Regions from separate parts of the Homo sapiens genome. Here region 1 is linked to region 2. A link is an interaction called in ENCODE POLR2A ChIA-PET data of the cell type or tissue named here. Cell type or tissue: PC-3. All regions are shown on one strand. Each heading gives the region's core, and the rest is flanking DNA. Links, peaks and the distances in the headings are about the cores only.

Region 1 (7,753 bases), core at 2,688-7,687, 150 kb before region 2:
TCACATCTCTAGTTACTTCCTCCACTGAAATTTTGAGCCTCTCAGAGTTATCCAGGAGGGGTTGGAATCAACTTCTTTCAAACTCCTGTTAATGTTGATAGATATTTTGACTTCTCATGAATCATGAACGTTCTTAATGATATCTAGAATAGTGAATTCTTTCCAGAAGGTTTTCAGTTTACTCTGCCCAGATCCATCAGAGGAATTACTATCTGTGGCCGCTATAACCTTATAAAATGTATTTCTTAAGTAATAAAACTTGAAAGTCAAAATTACCCCTTGATACACGGGCTGCAAAATGGATGTTGTGTTAGCAGGCACGAAAACAACATTAATATCCTTGTATAGCTCCATCAGAGCTCCCAGGTGACAGGTACATTGTCAATGAGCAGTAATATTTGGAAAGGAATCTTTTATTGTGACCAGTAGGTCTCAACAGTGAGCTTAAAATATTCAGTAAACCATGCTGTAAACAGATGTGTTGTCATTCAGGCTTTGTTGCTGCATTTATAGAGCACAGGCAGAGTAGATTTCACATAATTTTTTATTTTTAAATTTTTTTTACTTTTATTGTTCTAATTTTCAATTTTTATGGGTATATAGTAGACGCATATATTTAGATTTAGCCTAATTCCTAACAGCCCTAGGATGTATGGAATCGTCAATGAGCATTGGCTTCAATTTAAAGTCACCAATTGCATTAGCCCTTAACAAGAGAGTTATTAACCTGTCCTTTGAAGCTTTGAAGCCAGGCATTGACTTCTCCTCTCTAGCTGTGAAAGTCCTGGATAGCATCTTCTTCCAACAGAATAGAATGATTTTAGCTAGATCTTCTGGATAACTTGCTGCAGCTTCTCTATCAATAGTTGCTTCTTCACCTTACACTTTTATGTTATAGAGACAGCTTCTTTTCCTTAAACCTCATGAAGCAACCTCTGTTTGCTTCAAACTTTTTGGGTTTTTTTTTGTTTTTTAAGAAGCGCCCCTTGAGTTGTATCACTTCAAACTTTTTTTCTGCAACTTATTCTCCTCTCTCAGATTTCATAGAATTGGAGAGAACTAGGGCTTTTCTTTGGATTAGGCTTTGGCTTAAGGGAATGTTGTGGCTAGTTTGATCTTTTATCCAGACCACTAAAACTTTCTCTATATCAGAAATAAGACTGTTTCTCTTTCTTATATTTGATGTATTCATTGGAGTAACACTTTTAATTTCCTTCAAGAACTTTTTCTTTGCATTTATACTTGGCTGTTAGGTGCAAGACACCTAGCTTTTGGCTTGTCTAGGTTTTTGACATGCCTTCTTCACTAGGCTTAGTCATTTCTAGCTTTTGATTTAAAGTGAGAGATGTGCGATTCCTCCTTTCATATGTATACTTAGAGGCCACTGTAGGGTCATTAATTGGCCTAATTTCAATATTCTTATGTCTTTGGAAATATGAAGTCCCAAAGAGAGTGAGGGGGATGGAACGGCTGGTCAGAACACACACCACATTTATCGATTAGGTTCACTGTCTTATATGGGCACAGTTTGTGGAGCCCCAAAGCAATTACAACAGTAACATCAAAGATCACTGATCATATATCACTATAACAGATATAGTAATAATGAAAAAGTTTGAAATATTTTGAGAATTACCGAAATGCGACATAGAGACATGAAGTGAGCATATGTTGTTGGGAAAATGGCACTGATAGATTTACTGCATGCATAGTGGCCACAAACCTTCTATTTCTAAAAAAACAAACAGACAAAAAAAACAGCATCCATGAAGCATAAATAAAGCGAAGTGCAATAAAATGAGTTATGGCTGTATTTTTATAACTAAGATATGTAGAACATTGACGAATATAAAGCGTTATCTGCTTCACTGTGGACTTACAAATGTAAAATATGTATTTGTAGGAGTTGCTTTCTATTTATGACTGTAGAGAGATGGAGACCAACGGCCCAGGTCACCAATTGTGGAGGAGATTTCCTGAGCATGTTCGGGAAATACTAGAACCTCATCTAAATACCAGGTATGTAGGCTTATTTAATGTATTTTCATAAAATTGTTTTTAATTATATAAAAATAATGCGATTTTTTTGGCCGGGTGCAGTGGCTCACGCCTGTAATCCCAGCACTTTGGGAGGCTGAGGCGGGCGGATCACGAGGTCAGGAGTTCGAGATCAGCCTGACCAACATGGTGAAACGCCATCTCTACTAAAAATACAAAAATTAGCCGGGCGTGGTGGTGCACATCTGTAATCCCAGCTACTTGGGAGGCTGGGGCAGGAGAATCACTTGAACCCAGGAGGCAGAGGTTGCAGTGAGCCGAGATTGTGCCATTGCACTACAGCCTGGGTGACAGAGCGAGACTTTGTTTGGAAAAAAAAAAAAAAATTAATGTGATTTTTGATATAGTTTTTTAACATTAAAAGTGTTTTAGTATCTCCTCATGTATATTTTTCACTATGATTTATGCTTATAATTTGTCTAGATGAGAAGTGCAGTCTGCTCATTGGGTTAAATTCTACAACTTTAAATATTCAGATAAATTTATTGAAGTTAAAAGGATTGATTTTTTTAAAAGTTCAATGGTCGGTAGTAAATTGAAAGAATATACTTTAAGCTGAATGTGAGTTGAATTCTTTGATAGGTATAAGTAATACAGAAATTTAAAGTTTAAAGCTAGTCAGAAAGCCTTTAGTAGGCCCAATTAAAGATTTTCATTACTCCCAATTTCTCCTCATGAATATATTTTCACCCTCTGCTTTTAAAAAAATGTATTTAATCTCTTAAAAAATTTAAATGACTTTGTTAGGACTGACGAAATATGCAAGATGACATGCAAATACATGAAGCATTTTATATGAAAAAAATCCATACAACTATAAATTATTTCTATTTAGAAACTACTTTTTGGTACCCTAGGTACACATGCATATTAGATACTTGACTTTGGACAAATAACTTCTTTGAACCTTAGAAAGTGCCTAGACTTATACTAACAGTCTTTATAAAAGCCCAGAGGTATGCATATTTATTTCCTAGATAATTTTTTATACTTAGAAATCTTTTAAACATCATTTTATGTCTTATGACTAGCATTATTAAAGAAGTGATTATTTAGCATTATTATTATTAGCCTTATTAAAGAAGAATTATTACTGTTATTATTATTATTTTTGAGACAGAGTCTCACTCTGTTGCCCAGGCTGGAGTGCAGTGATGCGGTATCAGCTCACTGCAGCCTCTACCTCCTGGGTTCAAGTGATTCTCCTGCCTCAGTCTCCCAAGTAGCTGGGATTACAGGCGTGCACCGCCATGCCTGGCTACTTTTTGTATTTTTAGTAGAGATGAAGTTTCATCATATTGGCCAGGCTGGTCTCCTGGCCTTAAGTGATCTGCCTGTCTGGGCTTCCCAAAGTGCTGGGATTGCAGGCATGAGCCATCACACCTGGCCACTATTAGCATTATTTAAAAAGTAAAGTTAAAGACTAAAGTTAAAATTTGGATTTTCATTTTTGAGGACTCCATACTTCCCCCATTTTCTTAGTCTGTATTTTGTATAGCACCTGTAGATGTCAAAGAATTTCTGTAATCTACTGGAAAGTTTATGACCTTTGTAGTCACACAGGCTTAGGTTTGATTGTTGGCTTTGCATTTGCTAGCTCTGAAGTCTTGGGCAAGTTATTTAACATTTCCAGGTTTTAATTTTTTAATTTTGAAAACATGGATAATTTTACCCACTTTGTATGATTATTGTTAGGAATAAAGGAGATAATATTAAAAGTACTTAGCAAAGTGCCTGATATTTAGTTGACACTCAATAATAAATGCTTATTCAATCCTAGCTTGCTTAATAAGTTCTTTGTTTTTGGGGGGAGAATTTGTGAGGTTGGCTATCATATACTTCATAAGAAGTAGAAGCCAACATTTCTGCCTACTTGTCATGTTTTTCATAGGAAGCAACTTTTAAGTGGTCTTTTAAAAGTAGATCTTAACAAAGCAATGGAAATTCTTTTGGTCTTTAGCTTTTATACCTGAGCAGTTAGAATAACCTCTCGAATGGTTCCTCAATGATGGAAGTTAGGAGATTTACCTAGTTGGGATCTGCTTATTGAAATTGGAGCCACATAAAATTAAGAGGTTGATAGAGTGCGTTTTCAATAGCGTTGATTCCCTTTTGTATGAAAAACTAAAATACCAGGTTAGCCTGTAGCTCAATTTTATAGCTTGGACTGCTTGATATTTACTCCAGAGGACCTAGGGAAATATGGAATTTCTTAAAAGCATATTCATATTTTTGCTGCCTTTAAGTTATACTCCCTACTTTATGTTTTTTTTTTTTTTAATTTGGGCTCTTTATATATAATCACTAAATCTGGATTAAAGGATGGCTGTATTTGGGAGACTGAAATTTAGAACCAGATAGAACAACTGCAGTTCAAAATCACCATAGAAATAACTTTAGGAGAAAACATCAGGTTATGACTAGGCAGAGCCTGGCTTGTATCCCAGTATCAGTAGTTTTCTAGCTAAGTTTACTATAAATTTGATAAAAATCATCCAGAGAACTATACGCGTGATGATTCAAAATAGGGATTTGAATTTTTTCTCCTGGTTTAGTGTGATGGTTAACTGAGAGATTATTGGATTTTTCAACTGTTAGAAACTTGGAATACAGTGAAATATGTATATATATATATATATATATATTATTTGGGTATAAGACTTTGGGTATAGGGCATTTGTTATTTCCTAAGCTTTTATTGGTGATTTGAAAGAAACCCATGCCATTCAAAAAAATCCTACACACAGGTAGCCGTAAGATGAGAGCTGTGTGAACATGTTTAAATGTTAATGCTGAGGAACAAATAGAAAGGGTCATGTTGAAGTAATGTGAGAGAGAAGTGATAGTTGGTGTAGTAAGGACCCCAAGGAGCATCCGGAATGGGAGAGCCGTGGCCCTTATAGGGAATTATACTTAGAAGGAATAGATCTCTTTTTTTGCAATAGGGAAAGATAAAATAATGGATGGAACACAGCTAAGTTTACAGATTTCATTGCGGGAAGCAATGATTTTGTTTTTACTCTGTGAAGTAGGAGGTATAGGAGATGACCTCATTGGCTGAAAGTGGCAATGGAGTTGGTGTAGGTGACTTTAGGAGGGTGGTGATGGTTTGAAATAATCACTGGAAAACAGAAGAGAGCCAATAATGAAAACGTAGAAGGAATTCTGTAACTTTAGCGGCCCACTGACTTTGAAGACTAAGAATACATAGTAGTACTAATCTTATAAGTGGGTTAGTGATTTTCCTGTATCAGTGCAGTAGCCTGAGTATCATTTCAGTAAAGACAAATATTTAGACTGATTCAAGGTTGGGAGGTTAGCAGATGAATACCGCTGGAAAAGACAGTGTGGCAATGGAGTGGGTAGAGGATATTACCAAGAGAATGCTAGAAGTGAAGGACCATACAGACTAAGATGGTTGTGGAAAGAGGCAAAGAGACAGGGGTGTCATAGATCAGGAGAGCTTAGCAGGGTCACGGAACAGAAGATCTCAACAAGAGAGAATGGGTGTGCTGGAATAACTGGGTGAAAAAACTGGAAATTTAGGAAACTATGACCATACAATGAGATGTCTAAATAATTGATTTCAAAGTGAAGAAATTCTTTGAATTAGCATGGGAGCCCTGATAATTCCTGAGCCCTGATAAGTAGAGAAGAAAGTCATTGGAAACTTCTGAGCTTGATTAAGTGCTCCAGCTAGACACTGAAGTCACCCAGGATGATAATAACACTGGGAAGAAAGAAAACCCTGAGCAGTGTTCTAAAGTTATCAATGAGTTTGGTAATCAGTGTGTTGCATAGTTACCCATAATGAGGAGTAGAAAATGGTAGTATACCTGGGTGGCTTGAACTTCAAAGGAACAGGTTTTTCTTATATAAGAAGAGAGTTGGAAGGATCTGAGGAAGAGGAGGGGGCAGACTCAAATCCTTAGAAGTACTTTAGGTGTCCAAGAATGACCTACTTCACCCCTAAGAAGGATACTGGAAAAAGGTAAGCAGATTGCAGTAAAGGCAAGGCAGTACTGAGGTAGTCAACTGAAGGAGTTGCTGTAATTTACTAAAATTCTAAACAGGTGGATTTATCTTTTTAATAAACAAATTTTCAAAATTACAGATACAAGAGTTCTCAGAAGTCAACCGATTGGTCTGGAGTAAAGAAGCCAATTTACTTAAGTAAATTGGGTAGTAACTTTGCAGAATGGTCAGCATCTTGGGCAGGTTATCTTATTACAAAGGTAAGAAACCCTGTTCAGTTTGTTAACTGAATGGAAATTCTAAAGGAAACCAGAACATCTATCTGAATGCCTAGCACACACAATAATCATTGAAGTATTTGTGCTGATAATCATAGAAATTTTTGAAGAAAATGTTAACTAATAGAGAATAATAATTTCTCTGTAGTTACTAATAATAGCTTCTGAGTGAAAAGTAATTGTTTTACCAAGAAAATTACTATGGTCTTAATGTGTGTGTAAAATTACATTTATTCCTTTTATATTGTAAAATAATACTATGTAAAAGGATGTAAATGCTATGTCAGAGTTTTTTACATAATAAAAAGACATTCAATAAAGAGATATATTATACTCTAATAGCATTTCTAAAAGAAGTTATATTATCTGAACTTTCTCTAAAATAAAAATAAAGATTTTTACAATGAATTTTCATAGAAAAACAGGTATATTTCTATTTCCTTAATGAGAAATTTTTACATGCTGGATAGACAAAAGGTACTCTGTGTTCCAAGAAAATGTTTACAGTATATTTAAAATTTACAATTTTTGTTTTTAATTTACCTTTCTTTTTTTTTTTTTTTTTTTTTGTGACGGAGTCTTGCTCTTGCCACCCAGCCGGAGTGCAGTGGTGCGATCTCGGCTCACTGTAAGTCTCCGCCTACCGGGTTCAAGTGATTCTCCCGCCTCAGCCTCCTGAGTAGCTGGGATTACAGGCATGAGTCATCACACCCGGCTAATCTTTGTATTTTTTTTTTTTTTTCGAGACAGAGTCTCACTCTGTCGCCCAGGCTGGAGTGCAGTGGCGCGATCTCAGCTCACTGCAAGCTCCGCCTCCCGGGTTCATGCCATTCTCCTGCCTCAGCCTCCCAAGTGGCTGGGATTACAGGTGCCCACCACCACGCCCGGCTAATTTTTTTGTATTTTTTTAGTAGAGACGGGGTTTCACCGTGTTAGCCAGGATGGTCTCGATCTCCTGACCTCAGGTGATCTGCCCGCCTCTGCCCCTCAAAGTACTGGTATTACAGGCGTGAGCCACCGTGCCCCACCTTTAATTAACATTTCTGTTAGTGTTTTAAAATATCATTATACTAATTCGTAGTTAGTAACTTCAAGACATTTTCTTTTTTTTTGAGACGGAATCTCGCTCTGTCACTCAGGCTGGAGTGCAGTCTCGGCTCACTGCAACCTCCGCCTCCCGGGTTTAAGTGGTTCTCCTGCCTCAGCCTCCCGAGTATCTGGAACTACAGGCACCCGCCACCATACCAGCTAATTTTTGTGTGTGTTTTTTTTGTAGAGACTGGGTTTCACCATGTTGGCCAGGATGGTCTCGATCTCTTGACCTCGTGATCCTCCCACCTTGGCCTCCCAAAGTGCTGGGATTACAGGCGTGAGCCACCATGCCCGGCTGACATTTTCTTTTTTTAATGAATATACTGAAAATATAATGTGTGAAATGTGGA
Region 2 (8,003 bases), core at 1,422-6,421:
AACTCTGCTAATTATCAAAATTACTGGTAGAACTTTCCTTCCATACCTCTATTTCCTCATTGTTAAAATTAGAATAAAATTCTGGGTTCTTCCTCTAGAGCAGTGCTTCTCAAACTTTCAGGTAACAAACAAATCACCGGAGAATCTTGTTAAAATATAGTTCTCATTCAGTAGGTCTGGGGTGTGACTTGAGATTCTGGCATTTCTTTCTTTCTTTTTTTTTTTGAGACGGAGTTTCAGTCTTGTTGCCCAGGCTGGAGTGCAGTGGTGCAATCTCGACTCACTGCAACCTCTGCCTCCTGTGTTCAAGCGATTCTTCTGCCTCAGCCTCCTGAGTAGCTGGGACTACATGCAGGCACCACCATGCTCGGCTAATTTTGTATTTTTAGTAGAGACAGGGTTTCTCCATGTTGGTCAGGCTGGTCTTGATCTCCTGACTTCAGGTGATCCACCTGCCTCGGCCTCCCAAAGTGCTGGGATTACAGGCGTAAGCCTCTTCACCTGGCCAAAATTCTGCATTTCTAATAAGCTCTTAGGTGATCATATTTTGAATAGCCAGTCCCCAAACTTCTCATACATTAGATATGGGTTGGGCCTATTATGAACATTACCCAGCTTATTCATTTGCCTGATGAATCAGTTTTGATCCATGTCCTCTAATCAATGCTATAGTGTAATAATGCCTGTTAATGTCTTAGAGCATATGGGTTGTTTTTTGATGTGCAATACCCCACTGTGCCTGCTTTTTAAAGTTCCCTTAAATCTCTTCATAGTCTTTCCTTTTGCTGTTGTAGTCTTTTAGTGCATCTAGTCGGCTGTGGGCATAGATACTTTGTCATTAAGGCCTTCACTGTTCACTCTATTAAAATTGTAATGTCTCCCCCTACTGCTGTCCTCCTTAACTGCTTCATTTTTCTCTAGGCTTTTTACCTGCTAGCATGCTATATATCTTCCTTATTTTGTTTCTTGTATATCTCCCTCAACTAGAGTAAGAGAACAGTTCACTGCTTTATCCCCAGCACCTAGATTAATCAATATACAGCATACAAATGGATCTCAGTAAATATTCATTGAAAGAATAAATGAAATGCCTCATAACAAAAGAAAATAGACACTGTTTAAAGGCTTGAGCATTTTATAGTATGTAAATACATGAACCCTATAGTTTATGGATTCTATAGCCTGGATCTGTTCTGTGTCCTTTTGTACATATTCCCATAAGCTATGTTCTAAAGAGAGGTGACTGCCATATAATTAAACTGCTGTAATTTTTAAAATTCGATAAGAATTAACTTTAAATTTTTTTAGTATGAATAGTAGTTTATAAATTGTAAAGGATATAAATTTTTCTCACTTTTTTATTAGATAGAACAGATAATATGTCCATCTTACAGATGGAAGGAGGCTGATGCCTAAAGTAGTTAAGTGTGAGTTCACAGAACTAGCAAGTATCAAAGATAGGAGAAAAGTCTTCTTCCAGCATTTTTTAGATAATGAAAAGATTCTAATATCGCATTTTACAATAAATTCAAAGCAAAGGGTTTTGTCAAATGAATGCCACCATAATTTTTATAAGTGGCCACAAAATTCATGGTATTGTCATAGGTCAGTACTTGATACTTTTTAAAAATATATACATCTTTGTTGGCCATTGTATGTAATTCTTTTCATAGTTATAAAAAAGACATTTGAATAGGATAGCATTTATATAAAGGCCAAAACAGACAAATGTAATCTTTTGTGTTAGAAGTAAGGTTACTTCTGGAAAGGGTAGTAACTGGGAGGAGATGGAAAGGATTTCTTGTGTTGTGCTTAGCAATGTTGTTTCTTGAACCAGGTATAGTTATACATAGATACACTATAAAAGTTCATTGGCCTATATACTTATAATTTTGCATTTTCCTCCCCATGCTGTCTTATACTTCAGCAAAAAATTTTACTTTAAAAAATTTTTAAATAATGATTTAGGCTATAGGCATTTTATATGTGTTTATTTCTTCTTGCTGCAGCTGCAGAACTTTAAATATTTTAAAAATTAATCTCTTCATTTGGCTTTTTAAAATTCAGACATGTGGAAGTAGTGAGTAGGTAGTGATTTTATAATTTTATATTTTAAAAATATTTAACAATTTTTCTTTTTCCTCAGCAAAGAAAGAATAATAAGAAGGTGCGAGTAACAGTGAAACCCCATTTGCTATACAGAGTAAGTTTCCTATCAAAGAATTCAGAGTTGTTGCTTTCACTTTGAATGCATGGAAGGAGCAAAGATGTTTTCAGTATATTAGTATGAAAATTTTTTTGTTTATTATAATTAATAGCTTTCTTCTCTTCAGCCTTTAGAACAGCAACATGGAGTCATTCCTGATCGGGATGCAGAATTTTGTCTTTTTGACCGTGTTGTAAATGTGAGAGAAAACTTCTCAGTTCCAGTTGGCCTTCGAGGCACCATCATAGGAATAAAAGGAGGTAATATCCTAATACTTGAAATGTCTTCAACGTAATTTATATTGTAAAGTAATAAACAGGCTTGTCTGTTTTTTATATCTAACCAGAAAGTGACTATAAATCAGGAACAAACAATCTTTTTATGTTTTAGTTAAATTTTTTTTAGGTTATACTTTTCAGAGAAAAAAAAATCTCTTCTGTTTTTTATTGTATAATCTGGAAAGAGATTAAAAGGAGAAACTGAGAAGGGGCTGCTGAGAATTTAGTAGTTTTATATCACATTAAAATTATGCAAGATCTTGGTGAGCATACATATGTTTTCATGAAACTGATAATTTTCATTGCTTCTCCTGAGTTTCATTGCTCAGAGCTTTATTTTCATTGTAATCACTTATTTTCTGAGATTAAATTTCATTGTAATCACTTAGTTTCTGAGATTAAATATATATTACGTTAGTTACAGTTAAAAGACTTGAAAATTAAATGTGTATATTAATTTGGACTTTATGAATACAACTAAATTACATATATAAAATAGACCTATCAATCTGTTGCACAACAGTGTGCATACAGTTCACATTACTGTACCATACGCTTAAAAGTGGCTAAGATGGTGAAAAAAAAAATCAGAGAAGGGGGAAAATAAGGAAGCAGCAGCTAAATATCTGAATGTGCCCCCAAAGATATTCCTGGAATAACCAGCTTTATAGCATAGATTCAAAAAAAGTTAGTGCCAGCATGAAGCAGCATCATGCACCCAGGAGTCAGTGTGCTGGCAGCACCATTCCTCTATATATATCCCAGGCACCGAACCTCTTGGTCTCACTATCCCAAAAGTAGGAAGAACAGACGGGCCACTAGCTGAAGAGAACTGCTTAATTAGTGCCAGCAATGTGCCAGGCACTAACATATTTTGCATTTAACCCTCACTATCACCCAAGGGGTGGGTGTTATTTCCTCACCTGATAAGTTAAGTAATCTTCCTGTGTTTACATAGATAAGTGGCAGAGCTGGGATTTGAACTCCTTCCCCTGATTCCTACCTAAATTTGAACAGTGGTTCTGTACATTTTCCATTTGTAGATCCTCTTTGAATCTTCCTGCCCACATAACTAAAAGAATTTTCTTCCCTAATTTTTTTGTTTACTTTTTTGGAAGACTCACTATTGTTAAAATGTCAGTGAAATCAGTTGCTTTGATTTATACAGTCAAAGAAATCCCAATCAAGATCCCAGCAGCCTGTTTTGTAGAAATTGATAAGCTGGTTGTAAAATTTATTTAAAAAGCAAAGGCTCTAGACTAACCAGAAAAAATTGAAAAAGAAGGACAAAGTTGGAGAATTTACCCTACCTGATTTCAAAACTTTACAAAGCTAGAGTAAAATTTACAAAGCTAGAGTAAACTTTACAAAGCTAGAGTAAACTTTACAAAGCTAGAGTAAACTTTACAAAGCTAGAGTAAACTTTACAAAGCTAGAGTAAACTTTACAAAGCTAGAGTAAACTTTACAAACTAGAGTAAAATTTGCACTGAAAAACGGTGTGAATTAATATGAAGATGACATATAGATCAATGGAATATAATTAGAGTCCCGAAATAGACCCAAACCTGTATGGTCAATTGATTTTACAACAATGTGCCAGGATAATTTGATGAAGAAGGGATAATGTCTTTAACAAATGGTGCTGTCCCCGTTAGTATAGTGGTGAGTAATAAGAAAAAAAATGTAATTTAATTTAAAAATCGTGCTGTATATATTGAGGACTTGTTTAGTGTAAAAGAAAAAAAATGGTGTTGGAACAATTAGACACCATATGCAAAAAAAAAAAATCCACAACTCCTTACCTTACATCTTCTATAGAAATTAGCTCAAAATGAATTGAAGACATAAATGTAAGAGCTAAAATTATAGAACTTTTAGGAGAAAATCTTAATAACCTAGAATTCGGTAACGATATCTTAAATAACACATAGAGAGTCTGAAAGAAAATTGCCAGCCTGGTGCCGTGGCTCACACTTGTAATCCCAACACTTTGGGAGGCCAAGGCGGGAGGATTGCTTGAGCCCGGGAGTTTGAGACCAGCCTGGGTAACAACGTGAAACTCTGTCTTTACTAAAAAAATTTTTTTTAATTAGCCAGGCATAGTGTTGTGCACCTGTACTCCCAGCTAATCAGGAGGGTGAGGTGGGAGAATCACTTGAGCCCAGGAGATCGGAGATGCAGTGAGCCATGATTGCACCACTGCACTCCTGCCTGGTTGACAGACTGAGACCCTGTCAAAAAAAGAAAGAGAGAGAGAGAGAAAAGGAAGAAAGGAAGGGAGGGAGGGAGGGAAGGAGGAGAAGAAGGGAAGAAAGAAAGAAAAGAAGGGAGGGAGAGAAAAAGAAAAGAAGAAAAGGCCGGAGCAGGAGGGAGGGAAGGAAAAAGAAAAGAAAAAGAAAAAGGCCAGGGGAGGGATGGAGGTGGGGGTGGGGGCGGGGGTAGGGGGGACGAAGAAAAAAAGGCCGGGCACTCATGCCTGTAATCCCAACACTTTGGGAGGCCAAGGCGGGTGGATCACTTGAAGTCAGGAGTTCAAGACCAGCCTGGCCAACATGATGAAATCCCGTCTCTACTAAAAATACAAAAATTAGAGACGGGCGCAGTAGCTCATGCCTGTAATCCCAGCACTTTGGGAAGCCAAGGCGGGCGGCTCACAAGGTTAGGAGTTTGAGATTAGCCTGGCCAATATGGTGAAACTCTGTCTCTACTAAAAATACAAAAATTAGCCAGGCATGGTGGTGCATGCCTGTAATCCCAGCTACTTGGGAGGCTGAGGCGGAAGAATCACTTGAACCTGGGAGGCAGAGGTTGCAGTGAGCCGAGATCATGCCACTGCACTTTAGCCTGGGCGACAGATCGAGACTCCATCTCAAAAAATATATATACAAAAATTAGCCAGGAATGGTGGCCGGCACCTGTAATCCCAGCTACTCAGGAGGCTGAGGCAGGAGAATCTCTTGAACACAGGAGGTGGAGGTTGCACTGAGCTGAGATCACACCACTGCACTCCAGCCTGGGCAACAGAGCAAGACTCTGTCTCAAAAAAAAAAAAAAAAAAAAAAAGAGAGAAAAAGAAAAGAAACAAAGAGAAAATTGCTACTTTAGACTTCATCGAAATTAAAAAAAAAAAAAACTCTCTTCAAAAGACACCATTACAGAAATGAAAAGGCAAATATTAGCAAAACATAAATCCAACAAAATGCTTTTATTTAGACTATATAAAAGTTTTTTTACAACTTAACCCAATTTTTAAAATGATCAAAATAGCTGAACAGATATTTTACCCCAGAAGATACATGGATGGCAAATAAGCATATGAAAAGATGCTCAACATCATTCGTTGTTAGGGAAATACAAATTAAAACCAAATAAGATATTACCACATACAGACTAGAAAGACTTGAATTTAAAAGAGTGATTATACCAAGTGTTGACAATGATATAGGGCAACTAGAACTCTCCTATATTGCCAGTCGTAATGTAAAAGATAAAACCACTTTGGAAAGTAGTTTAGTGGGTTCTTTTTTTCTCCCCCCATTGGTGGGCTATCATGATGTAGGTAAGTCCTTAAAAAGTTAAACATACATCATAGCATAGGGCCCAGCCATCCCATTCATAGGTGGGTATTTACCCAAGAGAAATAAGGGCTTAAATCCACATAAAGCCTTGTTCATGAATCTTCATAGCAGCTTTATATGTATGTAATAACCAAAAACTAGAAATAATCTAAATCCCCATCAGCAGATGAATGGATAAACAAATTCTTGGATACATATGCAGTGGAATACTTCTCAGCTATAAAAAAGAAACAACTACTGATAGACACAACATAGGTGACTCTCAAAATAATTATGCTCGAAGAAGCCAGACAAACGAGGAATACACATTATATTATTTCATTTACATAAAATTCTACAAATGTAAAGTAACCTATGGTGACAGCAGAGTTTTAGTTGCCTAGATTAGGAGGATTCGGATTACAAAAGGACATGGAAAGTTTTGGAAGTGATTATCCTATTTATCATGGCTTTATGGTTAATTATGTATGTTAAAACTCATTAACTTGTATATTTCAGATATGTGCAGTGTATCATATGTCAGTTATACCTCAGTAAGGCTGTTTTGTTGTTGTTTGGTTTTTTTTTTTTTTTTTGAGACGGAGTCTCGCTCTGTCGCCCAGGCTGGAGTGCAGTGATGCAGTCTAAGCTCACTGCAAGCTCCACCTCCCGAGTTCATGCCATTCTCCTGCCTCAGCCTCCCAACTAGCTGGGACAACAGGCGCCTGCCACCATGCCTGGCTAATTTTTTTTTTTATTTTTTATTTTTAGTAGAGACGGGGTTTCACTGTGTTAGCCAGGATGGTCTTGATCTCCTGACCTCGTGATCCACCTGCCTCGGCCTCCCAAAGTGCTGGGATTACAGGCGTGAGCCACTGCACCCAGCCCAGTAAGACTGTTTTTTTTTTTTAAAAAAGTACATGCCCTAAGACTCAGCAGTTTTCACTTTTAACCTAGGGAACATTCACCTGCATAAAGGACACATTTGCATGTTCATTGTAGCATTGTTTATAATAGCAAAAGTTAGAAATCACCTAAATGTTTATTGGCAGGAGAGTGGATAAATTATTGTATACCCATAGATGGGATACTATATATCCAGAAAACTGAATGCACATGTTTACGTGGGTGAATCTCACAAATATAATGTTGAAAGAAAAATAAGTTGCAAAATAATATATTCTCTATGATATCATGTATATGTTTCAAAACTTGCAAAACAATACTATGTATTATTCATAGATACATATGTATGTAGTAGAAGTATAAAGAAACATAAGGAATCATAACTGCCAAATTGAAGATAATGTTACCTAGTTGGGAATTGGGACAATAATGATCCTCTAAGGCACTGGTATTCTGTTTCTTAGCTTATATAATGTTCCTTATATTAATATTATGCCATTGTTCATATCCTGAATATTTTATATCATATCTAGAATTTTATAATAAATACTTCCAAACACTCCAAAAACTTATCTGTTGATTTTTCATCATATGATTTTTTAGTGTCTCTTTTTCTCTCCCTATTGTAACAGCTAATAGAGAAGCCGATGTACTATTTGAAGTATTATTTGATGAAGAATTTCCTGGAGGGTTAACAATAAGGTTTGTATTTCCCAATGATAATTGCCCTTTGTGAATATGTTCATGTGGCCAGTGACTTTACATTACTTTTTATTTGTTTACAATTTCAGTTTGTGGGATGTGTAAGACGTACTTGCTACTAGGGATGTAACACTGAATAAGGCAGACATGCTTTCTACCCTCAGAGAGCTTTCATTTTAGTGAGGGAGGTAATTAAGCAACCGATTACATTATTAATTATTTAATTAAAGCATGGCAAGTGCTAGGAAGAAGTGCAGGTTTTTATAAAGAGTATGACCCATCCTGAGAGTAACAGAAAGGCCTCTTTGAGGAAGTGGTATTTAAGATAGAACTTGAAGAATGAATAATAGCT

The links. Peaks named below come from ENCODE experiments on the same cell type or tissue, not always from the same donor. Only the 100,000 strongest peaks of a DNase experiment are listed, where the experiment ranks them.
Region 1: POLR2A ChIA-PET joins it to region 2 with 5 read pairs; 3 of 35 experiments call an interaction of 5 or more read pairs at or near these places.

Annotation. Positions count from the first base shown.
Region 1 is chr3:142,513,935-142,521,687 of GRCh38, reverse strand. It overlaps ATR (ATR checkpoint kinase), which reads left to right. Exons shown (of 47, transcript NM_001184.4): 24 at 1,904-2,019; 25 at 6,173-6,293. Among named protein-coding and RNA genes, the nearest start is that of ATR, 61 kb to the left of the region's middle. In PC-3, for the core only: no CTCF peak of the experiment used is centred there; no DNase peak of the experiment used is centred there.
Region 2 is chr3:142,359,510-142,367,512 of GRCh38, reverse strand. XRN1 (5'-3' exoribonuclease 1) reads left to right here. Exons shown (of 41, transcript NM_001282857.2): 28 at 2,147-2,203; 29 at 2,334-2,466; 30 at 7,582-7,651. Among named protein-coding and RNA genes, the nearest start is that of XRN1, 85 kb to the left of the region's middle. In PC-3, for the core only: no CTCF peak of the experiment used is centred there; no DNase peak of the experiment used is centred there; H3K27ac peaks cover 1,031 bases.